Linked DNA regions of Homo sapiens: region 2 is linked to region 1. A link is an interaction called in ENCODE POLR2A ChIA-PET data of the cell type or tissue named here. Cell type or tissue: HCT116. All regions are shown on one strand. Each heading gives the region's core, and the rest is flanking DNA. Links, peaks and the distances in the headings are about the cores only.

Evidence for each region. Peaks named below come from ENCODE experiments on the same cell type or tissue, not always from the same donor. Only the 100,000 strongest peaks of a DNase experiment are listed, where the experiment ranks them.
Region 2: POLR2A ChIA-PET joins it to region 1 with 5 read pairs; 3 of 35 experiments call an interaction of 5 or more read pairs at or near these places.

The regions. Positions count from the first base shown.
Region 1 is chr1:17,575,620-17,587,243 of GRCh38, reverse strand. ARHGEF10L (Rho guanine nucleotide exchange factor 10 like) reads right to left here. Exons shown (of 29, transcript NM_018125.4): 2 at 6,612-6,691. The coding sequence starts at 6,648. Among named protein-coding and RNA genes, the nearest start is that of ARHGEF10L, 42 kb to the right of the region's middle. RefSeq lists an enhancer at 5,001-5,847. In HCT116, for the core only: no CTCF peak of the experiment used is centred there; no DNase peak of the experiment used is centred there.
Region 2 is chr1:16,907,514-16,918,013 of GRCh38, reverse strand. It overlaps a transcript of CROCC not described here. Among named protein-coding and RNA genes, the nearest start is that of CROCC, 9.2 kb to the left of the region's middle. RefSeq lists a silencer at 3,451-4,190. In HCT116, for the core only: CTCF peaks have their summits at 2,294 and 8,004 (motif pointing left); DNase peaks (open chromatin) are centred at 4,013 and 8,013; H3K4me3 peaks cover 1,960 bases; H3K27ac peaks cover 1,339 bases.

The sequences.
Region 1 (11,624 bases), core at 1,711-9,710:
AGGGAAGGGAGTGTGCTCCCAGGGCGAGCCTGTGCACCTCAGTACTTCAATGTATATCTTTCCTCTTCTTATTTCGTGTTTCCCTGTTTTGTGAGCAAGGGGTCTTTTTACATGTGTGTTTATGCGTGAGCACAAGCTTATTGTATGTTTGTGTGTTGATGTGTCTGTGTGCTTTGTGTGTGCAAATGAGCACAGACAGCGCATCCTTCCCACTACACTTTATTTGGTATGTGCAGCAGCATGAAACACAGCTGCCTGGGAATGCCTGGACTTGGAGGCAGCCAGCTTGCAGGTACTAGGGCACAGACTGGCTGGGGCAGGGGAAGGCACCAAGCTCTCAGCATGGAGGTCAGCTTGCTAGGCCTCATTCCCTGCTTTTACCCTCCTGGGGAACCCCTTTCGTGACTATGAACTCCTGTCCTCCTCTCCCATTAAAGCTCAACTCAAGCAGAGAGACTGTCCCCGCCTACCCTACTACAGGAGGTGTGGCCTCTCCTTCTCTGCCCCTGCCCCTTGTTTGTACTCCCCACCAAGCTCGGATCCCTGAGAGCAGACATCTCACCTGTCTGTCCCCTCTACTCTCTGGTCCTGGACCGGCCCAGACCAGGAGCTCAGCGGCTTTTGTTACATGAGTGAAGGGATGAATTCTCTATCCTAGAGAGCACGAGAAGCCATTTCCAGCCATTTCACCACATGGAGGTTCCCCAGTCCTCTTCCTAGAAGACTTCCTTCCTAAACTCTGGGCTGAATGGAACTTCAGGAGTTCAATAACTCCATCCCCTACCTTATGCAAACCATTGCAAAACCAACGGGCAGTTTGGTTCTGTTTTTAAACATCTGCCAAGCTGACCGCCCTAAGCAGCCCTCTCGTGGGCACATGACACACAGCTTAGGCATGAGCTCTGCGCTCACATGGCCCTGTCTGAGCTCCCTGCTAGCTGTGTGGTTCTGAGCAAGTCACTTTGCCTCTCTGAATTTTGGTTTCCTCTGCAAACTGGAGAATAAAAACAGCACTTTCCCCATAAGGCTGACATGAACATCAGCTGAGCTGCAGCTTAGGTTTTCTCAGCCTTGGTACAATTGATACTTGGGACTGGATAATTCTTTTTGTGGGTGGAGAGGGGGCTATCCTGTGCACTGTAGGACGATTAGCAGCATCCCTGGCTTCTACACCCTACAGGCCCAGGGGACCCTCCAGCTGTGACAACCAAAAATGTCTCCACACATTGCCATATGTCCCCCTGGAGGGTAAAATCACCACTATCAGAGAACCACTGGGTAGGAGTAGCCCTCGGCACAGTGCCCGTATATGTAAGGATTATGACAACAACAGCCGCAGATCCTTGAGGACAAACAGGATTTTCTAGCCCATGGGTCTGCGGACCCAGCCCTGGCAAATGCTCAATAAACATTAGATGGATGGATGAGTGATGGGTGAGGAGGTGGCTGGAACAGAGAGATGGGCAGATGGTCCAGCAGATGAACAGATGGACAGATGGACATATCTGATTCCAACAGTCTCTTGGACTAGAAAAATCCAGTCACTCCCCTACAATGACCTGGAGGTTCCCAGAGCATAATATTTTGGGGGCAGATGTAAGAAACCCCTTCTTCAGCTGCTCGACTGCAATGGAAGCCCAGAGTACGCCCTCCCTCCCCAGAATGAGAAGTACCCAACTTCCTCTGAGGCCACGGAGGAGGAGACACAGCCACTCCTCCTGGGGCTTTGGGGATCCCACAGGCCAGGTCAGCAGGGGTGGACTCTGGGCAGCGATGTGGCCTGTAGAGCAAACTCCTTCCCCAGGTGTCATGAAGCAAGTCCTGAGAGATCCCGAGCTGTGCCCCAGGCAGCTTCCTGATCCAGCCTCAGGATCACCTCCATTTACCCAAGACCCCAGAGACAGAAGCAAAGCAATGTGCCCACAGTCAGCAGCTAAGAGGATGGGGATGGACTGGAACCCAGCTCCATTCACCCTCCATACTCTTCTACTAAGCCCTCAGACATTCTGCCCTGCGCTGACAGAAAGGGCTTGGGTGGGAGCTGGATCTGTGGTTTTCGGACGCAGTTCCCAACCCCTGGTAGCTCATAAGTTTAATTAGGGGATTCCCAATCAGCATTGTATTTGGTGTTTGGATTGATAGCTTGTTTTGTTTCAGATGTTTCTAAACATTGTATTCTAATATTAATAAAATCATATGGGGTATCTTTTTGATATTATAATACCAAATAAAATACATTTGGTATTGAATTATTTCAGATGTTTAAAAAATAATGTATTGTGATACTAATGAATTCACCTTGGTATAATTTCAATATTGGTTTTGACACTTCTGTTTCAGTTACATATACACATTGGGTAGGGGTGTGTGTGTGTGTGTGTGTGTGCACGCACACGTGCACATGTGCGTAGAATCTTCTGCTCATCCCTTGCTCCCTCCACTCCAGCCACACTGATCTCCTTCCTGTACCACAAATGTGCCAGGCATGCTCCTGCCTCAGGACCTTTGCACCCGCAGCCCCAGGGCCTAGCACGTTCTTCCTTCGAGTATCTTCTCCTGCTCTCCCCTCTTTCAGATCTTTACTGCGCATCATCTCTCTGCATGCTGCGGCATCTCTACTGCACGCTGCCATAGAGACCTGCTGAGACTCCCGGTTTGCCCTGCCTACTTTACCTTTCTCTATGGCTGTTGTCAGCATATGATGCCATATGCTATTTGTGTTGCTGTCTGTCTCCTCTACTCGAATATAAGCTTCACGAGGGCAGGTATTTTTGTCTGTTTTGTTTGCTGTTGCATCCTCAGCATCTAGTGTAACGTCCAGCATACAGGAGGCACGTGATAAGCATTTGTCCCCCTGTTGTCATGTCTATGGGTGGTAATTTTCAAAGTTTAAAACATAGGCTGGGTGCTGTGGCTGACGCCTGTAATCCCAGCACTTTGGGAGCCTGGGGCAGGAGGATGGCTTCAGCTCAAAAGCTTGTGACCAGCCCAGGTAACATGGTGAGACCTTGTCTCTACTAAAAATGAGAAAATTAGCCAGGTGTAGTAGCATACACCTGTAGTCCCAGCTACTTGGGAGGCTGAGGTGGAGGGATCACTTGAACCCAGGAGTTCAAGGCTGCACTGAGCCATGATTGTGCCACTGCACCCCAGCCTGGGTGACAAAGCGAGACTCTGTCTCAAAAAAAAATAAACAAAAGTAAAAATTTTTTAATAATTTTAAAATCGGCTGGGTGTGGTGGTATGTGCCGGCAGTCTCAGCTACTCAGGAGGCTGTAGCAGGAGAATGGCTTGAGCCCAGGAATTTGAGGCTGCAGTGAGCCATGATCACACCATTGTACTCCAGCCTGGGTAACAGAGCAAAATCCTGTCTCAAAAAAAAATTTGTTTAAATACTGGAATAAATGACCACAAAGTCCCTACCCACTATTTTGGGGGTACCAGCTACAGGCCCATCCTGACTTACACAGGGTTTTCTTAGCCTCTCAGTGCCCACTGGTCCTTGCCTAAGTGAATCTGCTGGGCAGGGAGTGGGGGTGGGGGTCTCCCTTTATATGTGGATGGTGTCACTGCAGTGACTAAGGTTCTAGAGTCGGGCCACCTGGGTTCAGCTCAGACTCCAGCTCACCCAGGTACCAGCTGGATGAGTGTCGGGTTATTTGACCCCCTCCTAGTTTCCTGATCTCTAAAATGAGGTCAATAACAGCAACTACCTCACAGGGTTGTTGGGAGGAGGGAATGAATGAACATAAATAAAGCACCTGGTGCAGGGTGCGTGCTCACCAAATGTTAGCTTTTCTGACGATGATGATTCTGCTTATTATTATCACCATCGTTACATCATCACTGTCGTATTATTACCACCATTATCACTGTTATTATTATGATTACAGCCTTGTCATAGCCCAGTCCCTGCTGCTGGGTGAGAAGGGCAGTCCTCTCCAACTCACAGGCAAGACCCGGCCTCAGGCAACCCTGCCCCCAGCCATGTCCAGGGACTCAGGTCATTTCTACACCTTCTTTTTTTTTTTTTTTTTTTTTAAATGAAGCTCACTCTGTCACCCAGGCTGGAGGGCAGTGGTGCGATCATGGCTCACTGCAGCCTCAACCTCCTGGGCTCAAGTGATCCTCCTACTTCAGACTCCCAGGTAGCATCACCATGCCCAGCTATTTTTTTTTTTTTTCATTTTTTGTAGAGACAGGGTTCCACTCTGTTGTCCAGACTGGTCTCAAACTCTGGAGCTCAAGCAAGGTTTCTCAAAGTGCTAGGATTATAGGCATGAGCCACTGTGCCTGGCCTGCACCTCCTCCCTTTAAGAGTACAAATAGCTTCAGTTATCCATGCATGCAGTGAGCAGCTCCCAGCATCCAGTGGGCAGGGAGGGGGAAGGAAAGGTAAGACACAGTCCTGGGGTTCGGGGTGGGTGACTGTGAGCTCCCCTCCGGAGCTCACTGTGAGGCTGACAGGACAGAGCCAGCAGGAGAAAACCAAAAACCTCAGAGACTGAGACGGTGCCAAGAGGAAGGGGCTGGGGCTCTCTGGGGCTTCAGGAAGGGCTCCGAGGATGAGGCTGCCCTCGCACTGAGCCTTAAAGGATGAGAAAAGGCCTGACAAGCTCCAACTAAAGCGTGGATTCCAGGCAGAGGCCACAGCAAAGACAGAGAACAAACACCAAGTGCCCCGGGGGTGCTGAAGACACGCGCAGGAATGAAGGTCATTAGACAGTTGACAAGGTGCGTGGGGAATCCCCTACTCAGGAATTTGAATTTAATTTGGGAAGGTAATGGGAAGCTCTCAGAGAATGAGAAAATGGCAAAGAGCTGGGTTCACCCAGATGATACTAGCCAGCAATATTAGAAAGAGCTGGAACAACAAATATTTGTCAAATGTTTGCTGAACAGAACAGAATTGACTTAGTCATAAATTTTTTTTTCTCACTCCCCATGTTCAGGTTCAGGCCTCTTGGTGGGGAGAGGAAAGGGAACAGGTGCCCATGGCAGCAGGGGCGGGATGGGGCAAGGCCAGGCATGCTGGGACCCAAATCCCAGTCATGAATTGGGAGGTGAGATGTGCTTGTCTCCAAGGCCGCCTTCTATCCTCCCCCCGGCAATCAGGCATTGCTCCTTATCAGAAGGAAAACTCAGGAGGCCCATCCCAGCACAGCTGAGAGCTGAAGGAAGCCCTTCCTAATAGCCTGCAAAGGTGGCACAGCCAGAGCTGGTCACTCATGCCTCTGATGTTCCTGGACAGACCCGGTCCTTGTGAGAAAATACAAGCGAGTCCAGGAGGCGAGGGACCCTAGGAAGCCACCCATTGCCACAGGGAAGACAGGTCTGCTGTGCTGCTCCCCACCCCCCGCCCAAGAAGAACCCCGAGGCTCAGGGAGGAGGAGATGCATCATTTGGCTCTCCCAGGGGTGCAGGGCATGGCACACGCTGTCTGTCCTGCTGACACCCACGATGATAAGCACTCCCGTCAGTGAGCAATTGATTACCCCATGCCCACGCCTGACATATATTTAAACCTTGCAACAGCCCAGGAGAGGGTATCATTGTCCCCATGTTTACTGATGATGAAACTAAGCCACAGAGACAACATGTCACTTAACCAGCCCCACAGTCTAAGTGGCAGGGTCAGGATTCAAACTCAGATGGGGCTGAGGACAAAGCCCTCACTCATTACCATCTGCAATTCTGCCTCTCTCATAGTGATACAAGAGGACAGGAAGCTGCTGCCTGGGTGAAACAGCCCTGGGCCCATTTCCTCCCAGGCGGGGCCTGGATTCCACCTGCAGTGTCTGAGGCCCCAGTGCCAGGGTTGCCAAATAACATACAGGACACAGACTTGAATTTCAGATAAACGACGAATAATTTTGTTAGTATAAGTATGTATTTTTCTTTTTCTCTTTTCTTTTTTTTTTTTTTTTTTTTTTTGAGACAGTCTTGCTCTGTCACCCAGGCTGGAGTGCAGTGGTGTGATCTTGGCTCACTGCAACCTCCATCTCCCAGGTTCAAGCAATTCTCCTGCCTCAGCCTCTCAAGTAGCTGAGATTACAAGTGCCACACCATACCCAGCTAATTTTTGTATTTTTGTAGAGATGGGATTTCACCATGTTGGCCAGGCTGGTCCCGAACTCGTGACCTCAAGTGATCTGCCCGCCTCGGCCTCCCAAAGTGCTGGGATTACAGGCATGAGACACCATGCCTGGCTGTATTTTTCTTTTACTTTCTCTTTTTTTCACTAAATGCGGCAATGCTACCACTGTTCAACGGCCTGACCCTATGGCGCAACCCTCTCCTCCAACCTCAGTTCCTCACCCCTGATTTATAAGCTTCAGCCTGAGACCCCCGTGTGTTCACCTCTCCGGCGGATCTCAGGGAGACAGGAAAAGGATTGACCCTTGCTCAGAGCCTCCTCCGTGAGCAGAAAGTTACTTCTATTTTGTAGACAAGGAACGTGAGATAGAGGATGCGGCCCAGGCAGGGCCAGCAGCCAGCAGAGCAGACTTCCCACCCGGCGCCATGCTGCTCCAGAGCAAGGCCCTCCGCCGGCCCCCAGCGGCCCCCTTCTAAGAAAGGATGAGAGGGACAGGAAGCCCTGGGTACGGTACCTATGGCAGGCTGTGGAGGAGGGTTGGAGGAAGCCATCAGACAAGGTCCAGCTCAGACCAGCACCGTCCCAGCTACACACCTGTGGAAAGAAGACCAGAAATCGCATTAGCTGGAGTCAGGGCTGCAGTTTCAGCTACTGAGACAAGTCACTGGCTCACAACCTGTGCTTCAGCCCAGTGGCTCTCAGAGCACAGGGCAGCCCCAGAAAGGCCCCAGCCTCCAGCCTTCATAAATCATTAACCCATAGAAACATCAGCAGCTGTGCAGCCCAAATCCTTCTTCCCAGAAAACCCTGCAGCCACAGACCTTCCTGTTGCCAGTGCCAAGGGACCTGCAGGGACCTGCTGGGTGTCCGTCCTCATCCCCTCTGGCTTACAGGTGAAATCTGGCCCCAGAGTCCAGGATCATGCTCAGCCCCCAACCTTCCAGGAATCAGATCACACCTGACTGTCACAAATGGGGCTGGATACTTCCTCCTCCTGGCTGCCCAGGAAGCATGGGCTCCCTTAGGTCTGCCCACTCCTGTCAGTCCCTTCCGGTAGCCCTGCTGAAGGCCACTCTGACTCTGCCTCTTCCTGTCCTGCCCCATGGGTTGACCAGCAGGCAGGAGGTAACCTGGCCTTGGCACATGGGTGTGAGGAAAGCAATGGCTCCAGAGGCCAATGGCATAAGACAGGGACAGAATCCCAAATGCTCAGCGTGGGGGCACAGTTCCTCCTGGCCCAAGGTGGCACCGCCCTCCCCTCACAGTGGGAGCTCACATAAGCAAAAGGCTGATGCCTCCGGTGGGCTTCCTGGGCCCTGGAGCCAACCCTGCCCCCGCTCCCTACTGTCACCTTCAATTGTGCACTGGGGGCTGTCCTCCTAGACATCTTGTGGAGGAGAGAATGCACCCTGGAGGGAAAGCACCCAGCCCCCTGGTCTAATCTGCCCAGGCCACAAACCGGCTGTGTTCCTGTTTTCCTTTCCATTCCTAAAGGCTTTATTTTTATTAAACTGGCTTACTAAACAAAAATGAAATGCAGGTTAATGGCAATATTAGTAACAGTAGACATTCTTGCATTGCCAACGATACCTCAGACATAATTTTAAGCACTTTACAAATATTAACGTCTATTATTCCAAATTATAAATGAGAAAATGAGACCAAGAATGGTTAAGTAACTTGCCCAAGATCACACAGCTAGGAAGAGCCAGGGTTCGAACCCAGGCCATGGGGCTCTGGAGTCTGTGCTTAGAAGCAGCTACTACACTCTAGCACCTTTCAAGACTCAAACGATACAACAGGTAGACAATGAAAAGTTAGTCTCCGAGCCGGGCACAGTGTCTCACGCCTGTATCTCAGCACTTTGGGAGGCTGAGGTGGGCGGATCACTTCAGGTCAGGAGTTCGAGACCAGCCTGGCCAACGTGGTGAAACTCCATCTCTACTAAAAATACAAAAATTAGCTGGGCATGGTGGCACATGCCTTTAATCCCAGCTACTCAGTAGGCTGAGGCAGGAGAATCACTTGAACGTGGGAGGCGGAGGTTGCAGTGAGCCAAGACCGTGCCACCGCACTCCAGTCTGGGAAACAGAGCAAGACTCTGTCTCAAAAAATTAAAAAAAAAAAAGTTAGTCAACCTCCCACCCTGGTTGCCCTAATCCCCCAGTCCCCCAGAAGAGATGACTGTTACTGACTTCTCAAGAATCCTTCCAGAACTCTCCCATGCATGGGCCAACTTGCATATCTGCAGATATGCCTTGTTTCATACAGAAGGAGCACACAGCACTCACAGTGCTGCAACTGCCTTTTTAACCTAAATCTCAGTGATGATTTCAGAATAGTACTAATACATAGAAATCAACCCCACTTTTTTTAACAGCTGCATAGTAGGTTTGGTTTTGTTTTGAGGTAGGTGTTTTTTGTGGGGGTATAATTTATATAGCCCCCATCGATAGGTACTGAGGCTGCTTTGGTCTCGATTTCCCAGGTTGGAGTGCAGTGGCACAATCATGGCTCACTGTAGCCTGGAACTCCTGGGTCAAGTGATCCTCTCGCCTCAGCCTCCCCAGTAGCTGGGACTACAGGCACACACCACCATGCCTGGCTAATTTTTTAAAATTTTTTCTAGAGATAGGGTCTTACTCTGTTGCCCAGGCTGGTCCCAAACTCCTGGGCTCAAGCCATCCTCCCTTGTTGACCTCAACAAGTGCTGGGATCACAGATGTGAACCCTGACACCTGCCTGCATTTCTCACTGTGACTGATGATACCAGTTACTCTCTGCTAAGCGTGTGACTGTGCCTTTTAGACCCACGCTGAAAACTCTCAGGACTAAACTTTTACTTCAGCAAAGGATTTTGGAAAACAAACCTGTAGCTGCACGGCACTCCTGCTACAGGGCCCCCTCCCAGTGGGCTCATTCAAAACCTCTGAGGTCTGCTCAGCCTTTCTCTGAGGGCTCTGCTGCCCCAAGAGTTCCAGGAGGGAAGCAGCAGAAAGACCTATACCCATTTTACAGAAGGAAAAAGGGAGGCACTTTGCCCAGCCTCCTGTCCAAATTGCTCCTTAAATACAATTTGATGATGATACAGAAAGAGGCTGCTACTCTACCCTGGGGCCAAAACCCAGGATCCTTCCCTTCCAGGGCAGAAAGTCCAATGTCCTCCCCTTTCTTCACCCTTTGGGACTGATTCCTGCCCTCCCCTCCAAAGCCCAAGGCTTTCCCTAGAAAGGAAGAGAGACACCAACATGTATGGAGCCTGACACTTTATTAGCATTATTCTATCTAATTCTCGTAACACCCCAGCTTACGGATGAGGAAACAGAGGCTCAGAGAAGCAAATATTTGCCCCAGGTCACAGAAGCAAGAGGACAAGGTGACCACACTAGGATTCCAGCCAGTGAGCACTGACCCTAAAGCCTAATCTCAATCCTCTGATCGCACTGCCTCCCTAGCCTTTGGGGCTGGAATCTGGAAGGTGTTTGCTACAGGCTAATGCGGGGCTCTGAAGTGTCGGGACGAGGACGCAGCCCAGCAAGCCCTGCCCATACCCATAGGCCTGTGGCCACCATTTTGCACACACAGGCTGTTAGTCTCAGAAGGATGTGGACAAGGGAGTGGGGATGGCTCACAGCAGCCCCCTGCCACCACCACAGATCCTCACGGGGTTAGAAAAGAGTTCAGGTTCCCCAATACCACCTGGGTTCCACTCAGCAGCTATGAGACCTTGGATGAGTTAATCCTATCTCTGGGCCTCAGTTTACTCATCTGCAAAATGGGGATTAAAAAGTACCCACTTCAGGCCAGTCATGGTGGCTCATGCCTGTAATCCCAGCACTTTGGGAGGCCGGGGCAGGCAGATCACTTGAGGTCAGGAGTTCGAAACCAGCCTGGCCAACATGGTGAAACCCCATCTCTACTAAAAATACAAAAAATTAGCCAGCCGTGGTGGCACATGCCTGTAGTCCCAGCTACTCGAGAAGCTGAAGCAGGAGAATCACTTGAACCTGGGAGGTGGATGTTGCAGTGAGCCAAGATCACACCACTGCCACTCCAGCCTAGGCGACAGAGCAAGACTGTCTCAAAAATAAATAAATAAATAAACAATAACCATTCTCATCTTTAAAAAGAGAACTAATACAAAAGCATGGCATGTCAGAACCAGAAAGTAGCTCCAAGAGGGCAGTGTTGCTCTTGCTTTACAGATGTGGAAACTGAGTCCAAAGGAGGAGGGCACTGCCCACAGCACGGTGACTCTCCAGGCGGTGACACCGAAGGCCACGTTTAGAGGATAGGATTTGGTGCCGGGATGATTCAGGTTCAAATCCCAGCTCTGCCACTTGCCACAGCAGCAGTGAATTCCTTTCTCACTGGGGCGGTGGGAGTAAGACCAGCACCTGCTTCCTGAGCGTCCTGTGCTGATGAAATGAGGACCCAGCAGTGGGTGTGATGAATTCTACGCTCCATGCCCTGCACGGAGTAAGCTCTGGGTAGACAGGGGCCTCTGTTACCATGGGGACCCTATCCAGGCTATGCTTGGGTGGTGGGGTTATAGGAGATTGTTTTCTCTTGGAGGTCACCTTTTTAACAATGACCACCAAACCCAAGGAACAGGCGGACACTGAACAGTTCCCCTTCCTGCTACTGCGTGGAATGGCTGAGGAGGAGGCAGTGCTCAGACAAGGGAGGAAGAGGGGAGGCCCCAGCTCCCGGCTATGGGGTGTGCCCACCAGAGGCCCGGAGCAGGTTAGGCTCAGCGACGGGACCACCCAGAGCAGCCCGGCATTGGCACCTCCCTCTGCCCTCAGCTGCCCAGCTCATCACAGCAGGTGTCTTCCTGGCTTGGCTAATTTAGTCAGTGCTTATTAGTTCCCCTCCCACTAGGGTTCAAAGTCCATCTGCCCAGAGGCCCCACTAGGAAACCCTCCTCCTGCCTGCCCCTGTCCCACCCCGGGCCCCCCAAGACCATCTCCCACCCCTCACACATCAAGCTGCCCCATCCCTCTTCCACCTGAATGAGGCCTGGAGGAAGAAAACACTTGGGGGCCCTGAAAGTCTGGAAGGCTGCGCAAGTCGTGCCTTGAGGACAGGAAAGGCCGGCCTCTTTCTCTAACAAGGTCCAGGCAGAAGCGGGGGAAGCAGCAGCTGGACTGCTGGGATGAGCTGGGCAGCGGCCACCCAGCCCTGCCCAGAGAGAAGCAAGGAATCGGTTCTGGCCCAAGCACGCTTGTCAAGCTCTGGCCTCAGAGGCCCTCTGCAGGGCCCACCTCCTGAAGCAGAAAGAAGGTGGGGAATGGGGGGAAAGACCAGGTGCTTGGGCTGGTCAGGACCAGAACTCCTCCACGTACCTGTGTTCTCTGAGAGGTCTCTCTGGCTTTCAACTCTCATTAGACACACGCTAGGCCAACCCACCTGCCACCTCCGCTGCCACAGAGACACTCCGCAAACACACCTGTCACATCACCTTATTGCTTCAAACCCTTCCCCATCACTGTCAGAATGGAGCCTGGGTCCTAAGCAAGGCCCT
Region 2 (10,500 bases), core at 633-8,632, 670 kb after region 1:
AAAAGCCATTTCCCAGACTCCCTTGCAGTCAGATACGGCCATGTGGTCAAGTTCTGGTCCATAGAATTAAGACAGAAAGACAGCGTGCCACTTTAGGCTTGGTCCATAAAATTATTTCTCTCCTTCCTGGTCCATCAGCTAGAAGGAAATAACTCCAAGGTCCTAGGGGATGCCGCAACCACAAGACAGAAGGGATCTCGGTCCCTGGGTCGCCACATAGAAAGCCACCTGCCAAACACCCAACAGGGCTTTTCATGAATGAGAAATAAACTTCTATTGCGCTAAGCCTCTGAGAATTCAGGGTTTCACTATCACATTAGCTAGTGTTACCTTAATTACTACCTGCAGTTCAACAGCGGGTAAGTGTTGGCTATTACTACTGTTATCATTACTATCATGAGTATTATTGGCTCTTTCTAGTCCCCAAGCTAGAACCCTGTGCCTTGTTCTAGATGCTGAGACATTATTTGGTGACCAAATACAGAGGAGACACCCTTTGTACCCTTCCCTCCCCACTACCACCCTCCAAACTTGCCTTTTGCCAGGGCTAGCGGCAGGAACTAGCCAAAAAGCCCCTCAAAGATTACTCGTTTCAAACATAGCAGCTGCTCTTATCCGCTTACCCCTTCGTTATCCTCCTGCTGCTGACTAGAAATTATGACAAAAATATTGAACCAACCACGAGCCAGGCCCTGTGCCCAAAACGTTACATCTGTCCCTTACCTGCTTTAACACTCCTGGCACCACCCTACTCACTTTACAGATGACAGCGTGAAGTCTCAGCGAAGTTAAATAATTGGCTCCAATGCACCCAGCCACAAAGAGCTCAAGTCACAGCCGCGACCTAGGTGTGCCTGATTCCAAAGGGTTTTTGTTTTTTGTTTTGTTTTGTTTTTGAGATGGAGTCTGGCTCTGTCACCCAGTCTGGAGTGCAATGGCACGATCTCGGCTGACTGCAACCTCCGCCTCCTGGGCTCAAGCAATTCTCCTGCCTCAGCCTCCTGAGTAGCTGGGATTACAGGTATGCGCCACCGCGCCCAGCTTATTTTTGTATTTTTAGTAGAGACAGGGTTTCACCATGTTGGCCAGGCTGGTCTCAAACTCCTGACCTCAAGTGATCTACCCGCCTCGGCCTCTCAAAGTGCTGGGATTATAGGCATGAGCCACTGCGCCCAGCCCAGAGTTTTAAATAATAACAGCAAGCCGGGTGCACTGACTCACACCTGTGATCCCAACACTTTGGGAGGCCAAGGTAGGAGGACTGCCTGAGCCCAGGCGTTTGAGACCAGCCCTGGCAACACAGTGAGACTCCATCTCTGCCAAAAAAATAAAAAAAATTGGCCTGGCATGGTGGCATGCACCTCCTGTAGTCCCAGTTCCTTGAGAGGCTGAGGCAGGAGGATTGCTTGAGCCTGGAAGGTTGAGGCTGCAATGAGCCGTGGTTGTGTCACTGCACTCTAGCCTGGGTGACAGAGCAAGACCCTGTCTCAAATAAACAAAAACAGTAACAGCAATGACTTCCATCCTGCAGCGCCTGCTGTGTACCTGGCACCACCCCAGGACGCCGATGTGTATTATATAAGCCACTGCCTGGACTGCTGAGATGGCTCCCCGAGGGTCTCTATGCTTCCCTGCTCATCCCCTCACCCACTCAAGTTTCACACAGTAAAGGTCATACCCCTCCCCTACCCAAGGCCCTCTACTAGCCCTTACCACACCTAAAATGAAGTTCAAAGTCCTTCCATGGCCCACAGGGCCCACCAGATCTGGCCCCACTCCACTTTTCCCACCTCATCTCCTCTCTCCCCTTCTCTCATGGCCTTTTTTTTTGAGGCAGAGTCTTGATCTGTTGCCCAGGCCTGAGCTGGAGTGCAGTGGTGCACAATCTCAGCTCACTGCAACCTCCACCTCCTGGGTTCAAGCAATTCTCCTACCTCAGCCTCCCGAGTAGCTGGGATTACAGGCATGCACCACCACGCCCAGCTAATTTTTGTATTAGTAGAGATGAGGTTTCACTGTATTGGCCAGGCTGGTCTTAAACTCCTGACCTCAAGTGATCCACCCACCTTAGCCTCCCAAAGTGCTGGAATTACAGGCATGAGCCACCACACCTGGCTGCTCATGGCCTTCTTGATTCCTCAAACACCAGGCAGGCACCCACCTCTGGGCCTTTGCACTGCCACTTTCTCTGCCTGGGACGCACTTCCCCCTTCTTTTGCACAGCTGACTCCCGCTTGTCGGCCAGATTTTGGCTCAAAAATATCACTTTCTGAGGGAGCTACCCCGACTCTCAGCTAAAGAGGTCCCTCCAGTGGCTGTTCCATTTTCTCCAACATGTATGTTGTCTGTCTCCTCCTTTTTTTTTTTTTTCTTTGAGACAAGGTCTTGCTCTGTTTTCCAGGCTGGAGTGCAGTGGCAAAATCATGGCTCACTGCAGCGTTGACCTCCTGGGCTTAAGGGATCCTCCCACCTCAGCCTCCTGAGTAGCTGGGACCACAGGTGCGTGCCACCACGTCTGGCTAATTTTTTACTTGTTGTAGAGATGAGATGTTGCCCAGGCTAGTCTCCAACTCCTGGGCTCAAGCGGTCCTCCCACCTCAGCCTCCCAAAGTGCCAGGTTGGCTTAGCTCACTGTCACTTCCACAGTGCATGGGCTAAGGCCAAAGCTCCATGAAGAGCTGCTGAATGAATTAATGAATGCTAAGAGCCAAGTAATAACATAGGATGTTAAATGGAAAAAGAAATGATTCCCCTTGGCTCTGGCTGGGGTCATGTTGGGCCACAGATGGTGTCAGCCACAGACGGGGATCACGGAAGGACACCAGCGAACACATATCCAGCCAGCATCTGCCGCATCCCAGAAGATCAGGGTGAAAACCAGGCAGTGACCCCCACAGGGGCCACTTGGGTGGAAAGGGCTGAAAGACTTGGGGAGGGGAGGGTTAAGTCAGGGAAATGTGCGCGGGTGGGGAGCCTCCGAGATCCAGGGGTTGACTCCTGGAGTCTTGCCTGAACCTCGCTGTCGTCTGCTCCCGCCACAAGATCTGTTTATTAAGCACCTGCTGTGAGCCCAGCGAAAGAAAACAGAAATCTCTGTTTTCTGGCGTAAACAGACAGATGGCACCCTGAAGTCCTCCTCCCCAGGGTCCCCATTCCCCAGTCAATCGTCTTCCCAAGGGAGCTGTGACCTGGTCACCAGAGGGGCAGACATCCGCCCCAGCATGGTCGTCAGGCTTAAGTCTGTGTGAAAATCAGGAGGGAGCTCGTTCAAAATGCCCACTCCAGAGACGCTGCCGGGCACAGAGGCCTGAGGCCGCATGGTGAGAGGCGCAAGGGGTGCAGGGCCCCATCCCCGCACAGCATCCGGCGGCCCTGCCTCCGTGGCCAGCCCAACTATGCGCTCTGGGCCTCAGTTTCCCCATCCGCACAATGGAGATGCTTCCGACTCGGCAGGGCTGCAATGAAGACGAAACCGGATCCCACACGAGGAGGGCAGTGCAGGGCGGGGCCCGCACGCAGGAGCTGCAGAGGGCATCTGCGGGGGGCAGAGGCCGTCGCGAGGGCCTCCCACGGCCGCCCGCGGAGCGAGGGGACCCCGGCCGGCGGAGGGACGGCTGCGCCCTGCAGGCCCCAGTCTCCTGTCGTGCCCCCGGCCCGCGACAATCCGGGCAGGATGGGCGGCAGGACGCGGCGGGGCATCCGCGGAGCCTGTTGGGAACGCTCTCCTGGCCTCCGGTGCCGGGCCGCGGCAGTCGCGGAACACACAGCGCCCCCAGCCCCGGTACGTGGCTCCAGCCCGCCCCCAGGCGCGCGGCCTCCTCCGCCGGGAGCGCGTCCGTCCCGCCCCCGCGCACGCGCGCGCCCCCGGCCACCTACCTTCGCGCGCCTTCGCCGCAGCCGCTGCTGCCGAGGCCGAGCGGGCCGGACCGGGCGGGGCGTCCCCGCCACGGGGCGGGGAAAACTGGGGGCGGAGCCTGCGCTGCGCGGTAGTGGGGCGGAGGCTGGGGCGGGGCCGGGCGCCGGGAGCAGCGCTTCTGCAGCGCTTACAGGGGCCGCCCTGGGCGGACACGCTCCGTGCGCCCTCCCTCTTGCCGCCTGGCACCGCCCGGCAAGCCAGGCGCCTCCTACACGCACGAACGAGGATACCAGGCGAACGAAGCACGACCCCCAAGTCCTCGCAGTTGCAAGGCCGCAGCGCAGGATCGAAACCCCGACCCGGCTGCAGAGTCCCCCTGCGGTCTGGCCGGGCCTTAAAGGCCTGAAACTCCTGAGCACTGACCCATCGCCCAGCCAGACAGAGGGACGTTTCATGCCAGCCCCGTCACAGCCCCCAGCGACGATCCCGAGGCTTCGGTGATTTGACCTGTCGGAGAGAATGCTTTTTTTTTTCCTGACTGACGTGCAGCCCTGGGGAAGGCACTCTGGCCTCAGTTTGTTCGCGAGACTCAACCCGGTGGCGCGCCTGTCTCGTGTCCTTTCCACTGTGACAGTATGTTCGTTCCACCCTCTCACTGGACTTGGACCTCCTTCTGTTATTGAAGGCATTGGATGAAATCATGCTTTTTTTTTTTTTTGAGGGAGTCTTGCTCTATTGCCCAGGCTGGAGTGCAGTGGCATGATCTTGGCTAAACGCAACCTCTGCCCCAGCCTCCTGAGTAGCTTGGACTACAGGCGCCCGCCGCCACGCTCGGCTAATTTTTGTATTTTCAGTAGAGACGGGGTTTCACCATATTGGCCAGGCTGGTCTCAAACTGCTGACCTCGCGATCCACCCGCCTCAGCTTCCCAAAGTACTGGGAGTACAGGCGTGAGCCACTGCACCCGGGCGAGATCATTCATTTTCAAAGGGAGAGGCAGCTCTGAATCTCCAGGGCTAAGAGAGGGATGTGTTTGGTTTGAAAAAGCATGTTTAAGTTAATGATTTTGTGCTTTTTCCAAACACAGTACCCAGAGAGAACGGCCAGCAGGCCCTCGGCTGATGGTTGCTTCTGTGTTTCCTGCGTGGTAGGAGGGAAGCAGTGGAAGTTCCATCTTCGTCAAAGAGGAACCTGTCTGTGACATCTGAAACACTGCACTAAAGGCTGCCAGTGTGCCCTTCGGGCTCTGAAACCCGGCCCGGTGCAAGCAAGACTGTGGCCTGGACCAGGGCTGAGAGCTGTTTGTCAGGAGAGATTCGGGCCATTCCCTGGGATTTGGGGTGGAAGGGTGATGTTACCAAGATTGGAAGGAAGGTCACAGTTTCCCTGAGGTGTCCCTGGCCCAACTGCAGGAGGGCTGACTGACATCTGCCAGTATGCACAGCCAGTCCCTGGATGCCCAGCATGGCCCAGGTCTGTGTGACCCTGTCTGGAGTCCCCAGACTTGCTATGTCCCTACCCAGGCCCTGGTGGGCTCATGACCTCACTAGTCCAGTTCTGATGCTGCCTGTCCCTGTGAAGCCCACTCCAGTGTTCATATCACCAGGGCTGGGCTCAGGCCTGTGTCCTTGCCACTCCCTCCAGGGCACCTTGGGTCTCCCTTGGTGACAGTACCTGCACCCTGCAGGCAGCCTGCGCTGGCTGTGAACCACACTGCCGCCTACTTCCTCTTCTATGTTCCCGCTCTGTCTACAGTCCCCTCTGAACACTCCCGTGAAGCAGGTTCTAGGATCATCTCCATTTTATAGAAGGGGAGATTGAGGATCAGAGACATGTAGTCACTTGCCCAAGGACACACAGCAGGAAGTTCAATGGCTTCCAATCCCATGCTCTTTCCTCTCTACCATGCTGCTTCACTTGAGGTTTTTAACAGGGGGTGGCAAACACAGCTCCTCTCCCCTTGACCCTCTCACTCCCAAAGCCCACAGGACCCTGCCGCAGGGTGGCACATACTCATCTCCTTGGGGGGTCCTCCAGCTCCCTTCTCTGTGAAGAGCCTAGGTTCCTTGCTGTGCTGAGTCCTTGGCTCTGCTCAGCTCAGCCTGACCGGGCTGCGGTCATTTGAATCCCCAGTGCTGCCACCCACCGGTCACCCTGTCCTGTCACCAGGTGGTGACTGGCCCAGTGACCCCCAGGACCACTCACCAGAAAAGAATCATGCCAGGTGCTCACCTGCTCACTGCAGAGGGCTCTAAATCTGCAACTCAGGTAACAGGGAAACAAGTAACTGATTGGAGTTACCACCCTCAGGTTGCTAAGGCCAAGTGCCTGCCAAATCCAGCGGCTCGGCTGGGGTGGACTCTGCCCACCATCAGCAAAACCACATTCACCAGGAGGCTTAGAGGACAGTGCTCTGGTTAACTGGATTTGCTGGGCATCTGAAGGCTAACTTGCAGAGTCTATCATGCCAGACTTTAATAGCAAAAAGTTAGAAAGACCTAAACGTTCAGCAGTAGGGGACTTGTATAATAAACCATGGGTTATTCATATAATGGGATACTATGATATCATTCCAAATGTTATAGAAGAACATTCAATGACTGGAGAGATGGTTACGATATATTAAGTGAAAAGTTCAGAAGAGTAATACAGGGATAAGCCCATATTGTAGAAATAATAATGATTTCTTTCTTTTTTTTTTTTTTTTTTGGCTCTTGTCACCCAGGCTGGAGTACAATGGCACGATCTCGGCTCACTGCAACCTCTGCCTCCTGGGTTCAAGCAATTCTCTTGCCTCAGCCTCCCAAGTAGCTGGGATTACAGGTGCCCGCCACCACGCCTAGCTAATTTTTGTATTTTTAGTAGAGATGGGGTTTCACCATGTTGGCCAGGCTGGTCTGGAACTCCTGACTTCAAGTGATCCACCCATCTCGGCCTCCTGAAGTGCTGGGATTACAGGCATGAGCCACCAGCCCAATAATTCACTCCCAACACAATAATTTTTTAAAAAAACATTTTGTAGGCCGGGTGCGGTGGCTCACAGAATACTACATTTGTAGACATTTTGGTGCCTTAATGTCAGCAAGGGTTGCACAAGTTTTGATAAGCACGTATTCCAGAGATGTATAGAAATTCTAGTTACTGGCCGGGCACGGTGGCTCACGCCTGTAATCCCAGCACTTTGGGAGGGCGAGTCGGGTGGATCACGAGGTCAGGAGTTCAGGACCAGCCTGGCCAAGATGGTGAAACGCCGTTTCTACTAAAAATACAAAAATTAGCCGGGTGTGGTGGCGGGCACCTGTAATTCCAGCTACTCGGGAGGCTGAGGCAGAGAATTGCTTGAACCCGGGAGACGGAGGTAGCAGTGAGCCGAGATTGCGCCACTGCACTCCAGCCTGGGCAACAGAGTGAGACTCCGTCTCAAACAAACAAACAAACAACAACAAAAAAAAAACCCCAGAAATTCTAGTTAGTTATAAATTTTTGGGAAAGAAGCCTGGAACTAGATTCTTGCTTTAAATAATAAGGAAGTCTAATTGCCTCTAAATTCCCCAGATAAAGAGTTTTGCCTCTCGATGGTCTGCTTTGCAGCCACCAGGTGATTTTTGCTTGCCTCCGTGACCTTTTAAGTGTACGATTTTTTTTTTTGAGATGAGTCTCGCTCTGTTGCCCAGGCTGGAGTGCAGTGGCATGACCTCGGCTCACTGCAACCTCCCCTCCTAGGGTTCTAGCAATTCTCCTACGTCAGCCTCCTGAGTACCTGGGATTACAGGCACCCACCACCATGCCTGGCTAATTGTTTTGTATTTTTAGTAGAGACGGGGTTTCACCATGTTGGCCAGGCTGGTCTTGAACTCCTGACCTCAGGTGATCAACCTGCCTTGGCCTCCCCAAGTGGTAGGACTACAGGCGTGAGCCACCATGCCCAGCCCTAGGGGTGGGCTTTTTTTTTGAGACAGGGTTTCACTGTCGCCCAGGCTGGAGTGCATGAAGAGCAGTTGTTCCAGCATAATGATTACATGGTTTTTATATCATTCCATTTTCTTTCCTTTGTTGGCTTATTAGCTATAACTCTTTCTTTCTTCTGGTCTACCGCTCCCCGACTTCTTTCCCTGCTTTTGCCTTTTCAGTGAGGGCTTCAGGGTTTCCTGAATACACCTTTATCAGTGCCATCTAGTGGCATTATACCTCCTCTTCTGGCCATTATGCTAGTGTTGTCATGTAACTTGATTTCAGACATGTTATAAATCCCAGAATCCATTATTATTGCTTTTTTTAATTATTAAAAAAAGACTTAAATCATAAATAATTTAAAATAAATAAATTATTAAAAAAGATTTAAATAATAAGAACATATATATTTAACTATGTACATACCGATTTGCAGTAGTCTCCATTTCTTTGTGTAGATCCAGATTTCTGTCTGGTATCCTTATCTTTAGGCCTGGAGGACTCCTTTTGCATTTCTTGTAGTGTGGGTTGCTGAATTCTTTCATTTTTTATATGTTTTTAAATGTCCTTATTTCAGTCATATTCTTGAAAGATTTTTCACTTTGACATAGAATTCTAGGAAAACTTTATTTCTTTCAGTACTTTAGGATGTTGCCACTTTGTTTTTGTAAAACTGGCTGAAAGTGGGCTTCCTGTACTTGTTATATAATTTTGGGAATGTGTATTTAAATTAAAAACATTAAAATGGGCTGGACGAGGTGGTGCATGCCTATAGTCCCAGCACTTTGGGATGGGGAGATAGGAGGATCGCTTGAGGCCCAGAGTTGGAGACCAATATGGGCAAGATTGCAAGACTCTGTCTCTCATATATATATGAGAGACATATATATATGTGTGTATATATATATATGTGTGTGTGTATATATATGTATACATATATGTATATGTATACACACCCACACACATACATACATACATCGTGAATGTCTTAGATTCATCTTAAGTTCCACCGACAGTGAACTTAAAGTAAAATGTGCCCAACCTGAGGGTCAAACCTACCTGCTGACATGTAATTTGTGTTTATGAGACATTCTCAACAGCATTTGCTTTCCCTAGCATAGTGGTTTTCATGTTTTCCTCACACCTGAGTGTCTTAAGTGCAAAACCTGTCAGAAATCATTTCCTTTGCCAAAAGATACTTTTTTTTTTTTTGATATCAGTTCACTGCAACTTCCCCTTCCCATGTTCACAGGTTTCTCTTGCCTCAGCCTCTCGAGTAGCTGGGACTACAGGCCGGTGCCAACATACCTGGCTAATTTTTGTATTTTTCGTAGAGACAGAGTTTCGCCATGTTGGCCAGGCTGGTCTCGAACTCCTGACCTCAAGTAAAATGCCCACCTCTGCCTCCCAAAGTGTTGGGATTACAGGTGTAAGCCACCGTGCCCGGCCTGAAATACTCTTACTTTAAGGAAAAGTGCATTAAAAACAAACTTCTCAGTTGCATCTCTGGAATCCATAGAAAGCCAGGGAGAGACAATCAAGTGCTACAGGATCAAGTGCTAAACAGGGGAGGACAAAGCATGGCTTCCTAACTAGGAGTCAGGGCAAAGTTACCTGCTTTGGTTTCCAATGGAGACCGGAACTCGGTTCACCTGCAACAGGAGGACGCGGCCCAGAGGAGGCGGACTTTCTCTTCATGGTGCCTTCAGATAGGAAATCTCCTAGGATTTCTTTCTTTCCCTTTGATCTACTTCCAACGCTCCCTTTCTGTTTCTTCAGATGTTTTTTGGATCCCTAATGCGCAGGACCTAAGGGGCTGGTGCCTTTCCCTACCCTCCCTGCCTGGGTGTCTTCAGCACCCAAGCTCACCCAGAACATTACTGCCTGCCAGAGACAGTGAGGGGACCAAGGAGAGTGGCAGGTGCAGTGGGAACCACAGAGTCACCGTGTACCTGTGCTTTGTAGGCTCCTAGCAAATTGAATAAACGCCCCCTGAAGCTTCTCTGCAGGTCACAGGGAAGGGGAGGGTTGTTGCCCACCCAGTGGGAGAAGCGTCAAAAAGCATCAGGAGTATCTGGCCCTACCCCTGTGCCTGGAAGACAGACCTGGCTAGGCTGATTTTAATGGTTAGGCCCAAGGAAAAGGCCCAAGGGCGGCCCAAACCCCGACCCTGAGATTAAGGCTTTCAAATGTCTGATCGTTTTGATGTTGGTCAGTAGAATCCATCCCACCTTTATCAGGAGACTCCTTTGCCAAAATTCAGAGATCTGGGATTCCTGCTGGTTGCCACAGAGAAAGCCAATCACCGAGATGATTATTGCCAAGGAAGGCGCTTTAATAGGGTGCTGCAGTGGGGGAGATGAGAACTCAGTCTCAAATCCATCTCCCTGACCAACAAAACCAGAGGTTTATATGGCAGGGAAGAAATGTAACAATGTGTAAGAAAACAGGAACTAGGGAGGAGCAAGGAAGCAATCATGATGAATGAGGGGTCCCAGCATCTCATTGTCTGGATGAATTTCAGTTCTTTGATGGCTTTTTTGAGAGGCCTGAAGGTTGTTTCCTGAGGAAGGAACTCAGACGAAACAAATATTAAGTTTCAAGCTTTAAGACCAGCAGGGTCAATTTCTAGGTTTATCCAAAAAAGCTACATATGGGACTACTGGGTGGTTTTCAGACCAAGAAAGAAAAAG